2 separate regions of the Mus musculus genome follow, and region 2 is linked to region 1. A link is a loop called in an ENCODE intact Hi-C map of the cell type or tissue named here. Cell type or tissue: heart. All regions are shown on one strand. Each heading gives the region's core, and the rest is flanking DNA. Links, peaks and the distances in the headings are about the cores only. Region 1 overlaps Gm38456 (a long non-coding RNA gene). Region 2 overlaps Lpp (LIM domain containing preferred translocation partner in lipoma).

Region 1 (5,375 bases), core at 148-5,147:
AAGAGCTTCCTGGGGCTCCCGGTTATCTCCAGAGTCTCTTCGCTGCCATTCAGGCCTCCTGAGATATCCTGCTTGCCTATTTTTCAACTGTAAGCCCTTCCTTCCCTCTTGTATCTAACCTGCCTATCTCCCCGTAGGCACCGTCAGAGCCCAAAATTCCCTTCAACTGAGTCTTGCCCAAGTTGGTTTCTTCCTCTAGAAACTACATTCACTCTTTCCACTCTCTCAAAAGGACACTTTAGAAATCTTACCTTTTGTTTCACCCCAAACATAATCTTGTCTATAGCACCTATACTCACAGATTCTTCTGAACATCTAGTGTGCCAGCAATTTTTACGTCAACGTGACACAAGCCAGAGTAATTTGGGAAGATGGAGGGAACCTCAACAGAGAAAATGCTTCTATCAGATTATCCTGTGGGCAAGCTTATGGGACATTTTCTTGGTTGATGATGAATGTGGGAAGGGCCCAGCTCACTGTGGTGGTAACCCTGGAGCTGGTGGTCCCAAGTCTATAAGAATATAGGTTTCACAAACTATGGGAAGCAAGCAGCATTCCTCCAAGGATTAGCTCCTGCCTCTAGGTTCCTGCCTCAAGTTCTTGCCCTGACTTCCTTGAGTGATAAACTCTGATCTAGAAGTATGAGATAAAGTAAATCCTTTCTCCCCAAATTGACTTTGGTCAATGGTGTTTTAAAACAGCAACAGAAACCCTGACTAAGACTTTAGTGTGGTCAAGAGGACTTTTCCACTTCAAAACCCTGTGTTTTCACTAGGGTTTGAAGTCTTATCGGTGTGTCTCCTGTATGCTTCTCATAGCTTTGCTCTGTACACAATGACTGGCACTCTGGGTGAGGGGAAGAGGGGTGATCTTTAGATACTAGACAGTCTTCTTGAAGGCCAGAGAGCATGGTCACAGACGCACATGCTGGCTGTTGGCTGTGGTGCCCTAATAAGGAGGCTGGGAAGGGAATCGGAGCATTAGGAAGAGAGTGGGATATTTCAAAGTCTCTTAGCTCCAGGATTTCATGGGTCTCTGCCTGTCTGAACGATCAAAGCAAAAGGCCACATTAAACATCTTTTCTGCTTCAACACCCCTGGCAAGTTCAATATCAAGTTGAGTGAGGTCTTCTTGGGCTTCCCTTGCCTGGCTGCAGAAAAGGCCTCTTTCCAGGGGCTGAGTAATGCTTACTGTTGTTTCCCAACAAGAGTCAGTTCTGTGTCTGGGGAGTCTGTGTTTTTCCTCTATACACTTCTGACTCTCGAAGGCCCACCGGCCTGCCTGGCCCAGGTGAGGCAGCTGAGGAAAATCACCTTCTCCTGTGGGTTCCAAAGCCTCCTGCTTTCCTGTGGGAGATGGAAAAAGGTAGATTCACTCGGGGCATAAGGCTCCATCCTGCCGCATCTCAGCCTCCTGCCCTTCTGCACCAGACTAAGCCAGGTGCTAATTCTTGTGTTCACAGAGAGACAAGGTGCTGGAGAGGCCAGCAGGTCAACGAGGGATCCCTTTACTTGTGCATCCATCAGGGAAAAGATAGAGTTTGATTTCAATCCGTTTTCTGGGTAATTCAGTGTCAAAAAGCAAGGAGGCCAGGGACCTTGCCAAGTCTTTGTTTTGTTTGTTTGTTTTATTCCTCTTTCCTCCAATCAGCGCTGGGCACTAAGGAGTGGGTGGGTATGGGGAATAGGGGCTGCAGCTCCCCAGGCTGAGAGGGAATGCTGAGCCTGCAGAAGTGGCCCATTGAGAGCTTTGGAGGGTGGCACCCCCAGCCTCCCGCCACAAGGGCAGCTCTGTCCTGAAAGCCTAGGGCTCTATCCCAGTCCCACTGGCTGAGAAGGAACAACATTTCCTTATAAGGCCCCTGCTGCCTTGCCAAGGCTGGACGGCTCCAAGAGACTGTAGCTTTCCATTCTCCTCCATCGGCTCCAGTGCAGGCCTTGAATGTAGCCCTTGTTGTTAGGCCCCTCCTCTGCTTCACAGCCCCCACCCCACCCACTTCCACTCTCTGCCAGAGCCAGCCCCACTGGCTCAGGAAAAACAGCTTGGAGGCCTCTCCCACGCAAGGAAGGCGGTGGCTCAGGCCTGCTGGAGGCAGCACAGGGTAGCAAAAAACAGCTTCTATGCTGAGCTCCCGACTGCCCTGGGGTTACCTTACATACAAGCGTGACTTTAGCAAAGGTCCTGACTTCTAGAGCCTACTTCCTCTCCTGGAAAATGAGTATCGAATGGCCTAGGGTCTTTTTTTTTTTTTGCACTGTATTCGAAACCAGTTAGCTCACAGCCTGGACATCACGACTTGATAAACTTGACGTTTATTACCCAAAAGACCTGATTCCTCCACAGCCTCTATCCTCTTAGGTTTGTGCTTCCGGTGCGTGATTTATCCACTTACGCGTCAGAGTGGCCTCTACTCCATGGAGGTTTCTCTCTCCTCCTCATGGGGGACAGGGGTGGGTCCTTTCGCTTTGTCTTCCCAATATTTGCAGGTACCCCCTTGCAGTTTTTCATAGTACTTCATTAAAGGCCCGTATCTGAATGCCCAACATACCAAAAGACACAGTGGTTGTGCAAATATTTTGTAAAATATTACGTTTTGTGCACCAGTGGGCAGCATCATGAAGGACACTTTCATATAACATGATGTGCTGGGATGCTCTCACCTCAGATTCTCACGACCTTTGTCCCATCTCACCAGTTCCGTATTCTGAAATGTAGAGTGACTGCAAACTCCAGGGAAAGGGCAACCTGTATCTCTTGAAGGCTGGAAGGCACCTAGCCCCTCATTTACACCGTGGAGCCCAAGGTTGTCATATGATAGCACAGCATATCGATAAAGGGTTTCTAAGTTGCCTGCCCCACTTCTGTATACACACACTAGGTTACCACAGCACTCACAGAAAAAAACAAGAAGATCTAGTTAGTGGCTTTAGAAGTTTCGGCACACTAATTAATGCCATCACAAATTTGTCATTTAAGAACATTGAACACCCTCCCCCTTTGGAAAAGTGCTTTACTCATGGGTCAGCTACAGTTTGAGACCTTCTCTGGGGTTCCTGACCCTGCATCCATTCTGCATCTATGATAATGGATGAACCTACATATCTTGTCAAGAGATGGATTCTTACTGCTCAGGGATGCTGTGAGTTCCAAATAAGGAACTTCAGTTTAACAGTACAAATCTTTCTAAAATAGGATTCTGCAAGTCACAGGTCAGTGATTTGCAAGCACTGCACAGTTAGCTGCTGTGCACAGCCCATTCTTACTCTTCACATCCCAGAAACTATTTTAAAGGCAAAAGTCTTCTCTCCTGATAAAATACCCTATCCTTCATCCATACACTCATTACATGGTGGTGGTGTTTGTAGAATAGTCTCTGGTTGATCATGAACTATATTCTAATACCACTATCCACAGAGCCAAGGGAAGATAAATCTACCGTGGGTTCTAACATCAGAATGTAGTTGCTTGAATGTCAAGAAGACATTTCTTATGGGGACTGTGCACTGGAAATGCCTCAAAGCAGACTGCAGGAAATAAGAGATATAGGGGATGCTAAGCAAGGAAATGTAAGACTAAGCTTTAGTCTCATTACTGATGCTTAGGTGGGGAGCCTAAACCAAGTCAATCATCTGAAAGGAACTTGTTTTCTCAGCTGGATAAGGTTAATGACGATACCTCCATCATTTACCTCCAAAGGTAGTGAGTTAAGTCAACGCTGGTCCTGGCTAAGGAAGTGCAAACAAGACCTAATTACATTAATAGATGGTGTGGCTCCCTCTGGGCTTGTTCTCTTGACTACAGAAAAAAAAAAAAACACGAAATGCTTTCTTCTCTAGGTTCCGGTAATGTTCACACCCCATCTCTGTCATAGCCACTGGCACTAAGCCATTACTGATAACTTTCCAGGAAATCAAGAAGGATGGGGGTGAGGACTGGCTCCTGCTGAGGAATTACTTCATGGGAGAGAAGAGAAGAGAAGAGAAGAGAAGAGAAGAGAAGAGGAGAGGAGAGGAGAGGAGAGGAGAGGAGAGGAGAGGAGAGGAGAGGAGAGGAGAGGAGAGGAGAGGAGAGGAGAGGAGAGGAGAGGAGAGGAGAGGAGAGGAGAGGAGAAGAGAAGGGAACCATCCTCTCACTATGGTCCCCTCTCCTTCCTTCCCAGGTACAAAGACAAGGACTTTGGCAGCTGGTCGGGTTCTGAGTGGATTGGGAAGTCATTTCTCTTCTATGGACCATCATTTCTCAAAAAGTAAAGTAAAGATAAAAAATAAAAACCAAAATAATAAAATGAAGAATCCAGACAAAACAATATTTCCATTTAGGACAACTGAGTAATCTATTGTCATTGCAGAAACACCCTTGTGAACACAAAATTATATTATTAGTAATCACACCAAAATGGTTCTCTCTAGGGCCGTCACAAGAAAATGAGTCCACACATTATACTGATCACTGTTTCAGCCTGCACTGTCATAACAGCAAAATGACCTCAAAAAAAGAAAATCTCAGTTCCATCAGTGTCCCCTTAGCTACTTTTAATGACTATTGATTGTCTGAACACTGTTCTTCATCATTAAGTACAAAGTCTAACTTTTAAAAACTCTGCATGTAACAAGACACATCTACCTTTTTTGTAATAAGTGACTGTTAATCTCATATTAGTTTTTTTAAGACATAGAGAAAATTAAAAAAAAAAAAAAAGATCCCCTGATTGTGTTCATGGGAAGACACTTAATTCACTGATATACACTGGCTTTATGCAGGGCCCTTCCACCTAGAAAATTCTTTCTTCTTCCTTGACTGTGACGCCCAAAGCAGATTCTTTTAAAGAACCCCTGAGGCCTAAGGGTGACTAAAGCCTTAAGAATGAATTAAATTGAAACTGAGTAAATCAAAGTCCAAGAAAGACTACTGTGTATAAAATTATCCATCAGAACCTAGATCCTGGGGGAGAATTCAGGTTGCCAACTCCTTCAGCAACTCCCTTAGTTTTGGTCAAACAGCAGTGTGTGAAGGAGAGGAAACAGAATTTACATCTATCTCTTCAACCCTGTCAGCGACTCATAAGTTATGGTTTGGTTCTCGAAAGTAGGGAAAGCACGTGCCATTCCTGCTTTTATCTTGGAGAAATGAAGATTAAAGAGTATTTAGGTCTAGAGCAACAGTTCTCAACCTTCCTAATGCTGAGATCTTTTAATACAGTTCCTCATGTTGTAGTGACCCTCAACCATAAAATAATGTTGCTGCTACTTCGTAATTGTAAATTTGCTACTGTTATGAATCTTAGTGTAAATATCTGAGATGCACGATATCTGATATGCCATCCTTGCAACCCCCACAACCCAGAGGTTGAGAACCGCTGGTCTAGAATATTGAAA
Region 2 (5,375 bases), core at 226-5,225, 210 kb after region 1:
TACACACACACTCACACATACATATACTCACACACCCTCACACACACTCTCACCCACACACTCTCTCACATGGATGCACTCACACACTCTCACAAACACTCACAAACTCACGCACACATACACATGCACACACGTACACATACACTTATACTCATATACACATATACTCAGACACACTCAAAGACACATGCTCACACACTCAGACACATATGTTCACACACACACACACACACACACACACTCATATTCACAAACTCATAGACACGGTCACACGCTCAGACATGCATACACTCAAATATACAAACACACACATGCTCACACACTCACTCACATATACTTACACACACACTCAAACACATCTTCTCACTCTTAGAAACACATTTGCTCACATACACACACTCACAGACGTATAGTCTCACACACATGCTCATGCATTCAGACATACATATCCACACACATACATACACTCATGCACACACTCACACGTACACGCTTAGATACACATATGCACACACATTCTCACACAGTCACACACTCATACACATCTTGTCACACTCACACGGTCTACACAGGCAGGGAAGATTGTGCTGGGTGCGAGTCAGCCGCATTTCATAAATAAGAAGGCTGAGCTCTAGCTTACAGCAAAGGCCACATTAAAACCGGAAGTGGCAGCTGGGCTCCGTTCCAGACCCACTCAGTCCCCATTCTCCAGTGACACCTCCTTACTAGGTCATAGAAGCAGTGGCAGAGGGGGTTCTCAGAGTGCAGGCTATTTCTCTATGTCCTTTAGCTGAGCTATTTTTGTGACTATTCAGTACATGTACAATGCTGCCTCTCGAGTGTTCTGGCCAGACTGAGAGTGCATTCACTCCTGGCTGAAGCCTTGCTGTTCCCCCATGGCAGATTCCATGGAATCCTTGGCCCGGAAACCAGATGGGAACAAACTATTCAAAAAAAAAAAAAAATCCAATTTCTGAGTCTGAGTGTACACAGAAAAAAATTAGCACATGTGCTGTTGGACTAAGTGCATAACAGTGCACGGGTGTTTTCTGCCTGTGGGAGGTGAGGGGGTGGTGCTGGGGTCTGTTTACCGTTTAGGCTGCAACCCCCCACCAGTTAGCTTTAAACATAAACCCTGAATTGTTAATTCTCCTAAAAGCTGATCCTATTCTGCTCCCAGCACTTTAGCTTCCTGATGCTCCTGGGACAGAATCACCTCTACTCTTGCCTCCTAATAAACTCAGGACATCTACAGAGGAATCATAAGAGCTAGTTTTTTTTTTTTTTTTTTTTTAGTAGCATTCTCCAGAGCCAACACACATCTTACCTGCTGGCGACACCACACCACCTGGGTTCCATTTTCCTAGTTGTGAAAAGGAAATCAAATTTTAAGAAGGTATAGATGAGCTGATCTGCACATAGGCCTTAGACGATTACAATCTACTGCATAGGAACTGCTGTTAGCTTCTTAAATCCTTTTCTAATCTGTGACTGATAGCACTTTTCCTTGTGCCAGGCTTCTGGCCCTCTCAGCTGTGGCCTTCATCTCTGAACTTATTTGCTTTCCTGGGTTTCTGCCTGCTAGGTTTTACCTATTCATTAGCCATGCTATGAATTTTCATGCATTTAATCTTCATTTATATATTGTTCATTCCTTTAATAGACTTCTCTGTGTGTGAGGGGTGTCTACTGTGTGACAGCTTTTCATAATTCTCTGAGCTAGTTGAAGTCTGCATGTAGTGTCTGTGCGGGTCACTGTGGACATTACTACAGAGTTTCTGATGGGCGTGTTCACTCTGTCCTCCTAGGGTTTAGGGGCCATAGAAGGTAAGGTGCATATTAGTAGTACTTATGATCCTTCATTGAAAAAGAAGGAGCTAGTGCAGGTCTGTAACCCCAAGGCAGAGGTGGAGGATGGCAACTTCAGAGCGGCATGGACTATAGAGCAAGTTCAAGGTCATCCTGAATAATTTGATGAGAACCTGTCTCAAAATAAAAAGTATGAAGAGGGGCTGGGGAATGGGGCTCAGTGGTTGGGTCCTGGGGAGTGGGGCTTAGTGGTGGGGTCTGGGGAATGGGGCTTAGTGGTGGTGTCTGGGGAATGGGGCTTAGTGGTGGGGTCCTTGGACAAGTAGTGAATGAATATAAGGAGCTACCCTTTGTAGGTGTTGATTTCCTCTGAAGAAGGCATGATGATAGGAGACAACATTGGTTCATGAGAGAGCCGTGAGATGAGAAGAGAGGAGTAAGGAGCTTTGGAGTCAGGAAGAGGGTGGATCTGGGGCAAGAGCACCACTGTCATGACAGCAAGGCCAGGCTGAGGAGAGGGGAGCTGTGGCATCTGAGAAATGGAACAAGACTAGGATATCCTCTGGACCATAAAGCTGTTCCCTCAAGAAACCTTTTCCCTTAAGTGGCATAAAATGTGACCTGAAGTGGGTCTGAGGTGGAGTAGGGAGGTGGAGTTTGTGGAGAGAAAGTGAAAATGGTTTTCTGGAAACTTCCTTTGCCAACAATTCTGCATAGATGCCTCAATGAAGGAGGTTGGCAAGGCAGAGCTGAGGCGGCAGCTCCCTTGTTGTTTCTGTGTCCTGATCACTTTCCCAGGCTTGCATGCCTTCTTCCTTCCCTTGAGCTTCATTCCAGTTAGTGGCTGCTGAGATTCAGACACAGACAGACAGACAGACAGATAGACAGACAGACAGATATACACAGGATAAGCAGGTGATGTAAATCTGCAATTATCGTTGGGTTAAAAAAGGTTGTGTTAGATGCACGTATGCGTTTGGCTCATCTGTTTCCTATTGGCTGCAATCCTCTCTCCCCGTTAATGCGCCAGTCCTTTGCCATGTCCAGTTGCAGCCAGAAGAGGAGCACTGCCTGGTACAACCGGTTCCAGGGAAGAGAGCAGGACTGTTTTGAAGAGCTGACGTTAGAGGCTTGGCAGGAGTTAGTTTCATAGCCTTTCAGTGTGCACTGTTTTTTAGCTCTTTGTGTTTCTTAACATTGACTGTTGAAGGTTTGCCCAAGAGCATATAAGAAGGAAACTCACCTGTGGGCACATGTTTGCATGTGGATGCAGGCCTTGAGGGAACTTTTGGGGATGCCCATTGTAAGGACCTCATGCTGTGTGTGCCCTCTGGATACTGGCTTTTGGGGAAGGTTTTCAGTGGTGGGGGAAGCTGTGATCACTCTACAGCTGAGCATCCCTGGAGGCTGGCTGCAGAGTCTTCAGTGCTGTGACAGACCTGGGCGCTCTGTGTGAGTGAGAGTGGCCTGTTAGTTTGGTAAAGGAAAGAGAAGTTTCTAATTAAGCCAAAGAGTATAGAAGGGGAATGAAGGTTTGTAGAGGGACGTGGGACTGGCAGGCTGGAATGCATGGGCATGGGGGTGAGGCATTTGCCTCCAATCAACAAATTTTCCAGGGCCTTCCTACAATGCTGGGGACTTTCTTCTAGAAGTTGTGCAGAGCTGTTACAGTGGATTTGGGGAAGGGCTGTTGCAAGATTACTCTGTGTGTGTGTGTATGCTGTTTTCCTTTTTTTTTTTGTGTATTTCAGTCTTTTTAGGAACGGTTACGCAGCTGTACCTCTGGGCAGTGTGCCTGCCTGACTTTACAGGCCTTTCCTTTCCTTGTTCTGCCTGGCTCAGCTCCTTCTCATGCTCCTATAATGAAGTGTGGCAGCAAGGCCCCTGGCGCTGCACTGAGCCCTAGGATCTGACCCAGTGCAAGCCCTTGTGGTTGTCCTCCTCTCCCGCCCTCTTCCCCCTCCTCTCTCTCTCTGTCACCAGCCACCCCCAGCAGCTGCAGCCACAGCCCTCCACTCCCTTAAATAAATAAGCCAGTCGCTCGAAAGGGTTCCAAGCACATTAGTCACATATCCCAGAAGTTTAATACAAAATTATTTTGACAGCGAGCACAAGAAGGTGCTTTCTAGCTGAACGCACAGAACTGGCTTTTTCCAGCTGGGCCTCCTGCCTCACAGACAGATGATACGTTTTGTAGATGGAAAGGCTGTGCGGTGCCTGCGACCGCGGTGCTTGCAACCCTTGGATGTGTAGCAAACTGCTCACTACCAAATGCGTAACCAAATGGGACCAGATATAAAACCAGGGCTGGGACAAGAGAGCTATTTCTCTCTCTTGTTTATTAAAGTCTCAAAAGAACTGGAACAATGACTCCCCCGTCAACGTCCTCCCCAGTGACAGACAGAACACCCTGCTCTCACGGGGCTGTCAGCATGCACCTGTCCCTGGAACCCTCTTTTCCTCTTGGGCTTGTGTCTTCTGGGCTGGGAGGCGGAAGGCGAGAGAAGGGAGAATATCAAGTTTTTATTGTGAGCATAACTTTCTCACTAATAGCTTCCATGAGTCACTGGGAGATTTCTGTTTATTTATTTATCTGGCTCCCTCATCTTTTTAAAACCCAGGCTTCTGCATGTCCTGAAAGTCAGGACAGCTCCAGTGGTCGCAGTGTAGGTGGCTCTTCATGCATCCAGCTGAGTAGTGCTTCCCCAAGTATTTTCTGACTCACTTATGTAGCACTTTTTGTTGCTGTCACTGGGCAGGTTAAAGGGTCCTGACTGACCTTCGGCCACACTTGCTTAGAGCTGATAATGTCCACTTTGGCACATAGAAGGAGGAATGAAGAACCCATGCACACTGTGGCTACCTATGAGAGATTTCCCCTTGGTATTCCACAAAGCATCTGAGGAGTCAGACATGTCTCCTCATACAGCTTGGCTCTTTCCTTTAGGGTCCTGCCTAGAGACAGAAGGCCTTTTCCTGAACAACGCTGCTTATTCTGAAGGTTTCAACTGGTTGTGATAGGGCTGATAAATCCTTTAGCCTCAGTGTTTTCTGTTTCTCTCACTGGGATCCATTTTTAAAAACTCTTAACAAAAATCTCCTTGGCTTCTACCCTGGGCTAAGTCGGCCGTCCACATTGGTTTGTCTCCATGGGACCCACTATAGAAGCCACTGTGTTAAATGCTTCATGTGGAGACTTGGTGACTGTGCCCTGCCTTCTGTCTTTTGCCTCTGTCCATCTCCCAAACCTGAGAACTTGGCATCTGTGCAGATGGGCCCACATGGGCTAAGTGTTAGCCTTGTTGGCCTTCTCTGGACAGTTCTCTCAGTAGGTTCGATACCCAGCATTCCTCAGGCCTTCATACCTAAGTCTAGACTCGCCTATCTTGGAAACTACTGGGCTGCTGGCCAGTCCATCATAGCTGTTTATAACACTGCAGTGACAGGGATACTCTCAGGAAGCCGTTGCTCCAGTGCTGGGGACAAAAGCCTCTGTCATAGGCGTACCCATGAGAAGAATAGTGCAGTTTCTAAGCTGCTTTTAGGGAAACTTCAGGCTGAATTTA

Evidence for each region. Peaks named below come from ENCODE experiments on the same cell type or tissue, not always from the same donor. Only the 100,000 strongest peaks of a DNase experiment are listed, where the experiment ranks them.
Region 2: a loop joins it to region 1, with 3 times the contacts of the local background. A loop is called at or near these places in 2 of 42 quality-filtered maps.

What each region holds. Positions count from the first base shown.
Region 1 is chr16:24,280,537-24,285,911 of GRCm38, forward strand. All of the region lies in intron 2 of Gm38456 (a long non-coding RNA gene), which reads right to left. Among named protein-coding and RNA genes, the nearest start is that of Gm38456, 13 kb to the right of the region's middle. In heart, for the core only: a CTCF peak has its summit at 2,070; DNase peaks (open chromatin) are centred at 1,215 and 1,945; H3K27ac peaks cover 1,120 bases.
Region 2 is chr16:24,487,182-24,492,556 of GRCm38, forward strand. The region is part of intron 3 of Lpp (LIM domain containing preferred translocation partner in lipoma); the gene reads left to right. Among named protein-coding and RNA genes, the nearest start is that of Gm24440, 83 kb to the left of the region's middle. In heart, for the core only: CTCF peaks have their summits at 854 and 2,900; DNase peaks (open chromatin) are centred at 780, 2,870 and 3,770; H3K27ac peaks cover 4,743 bases.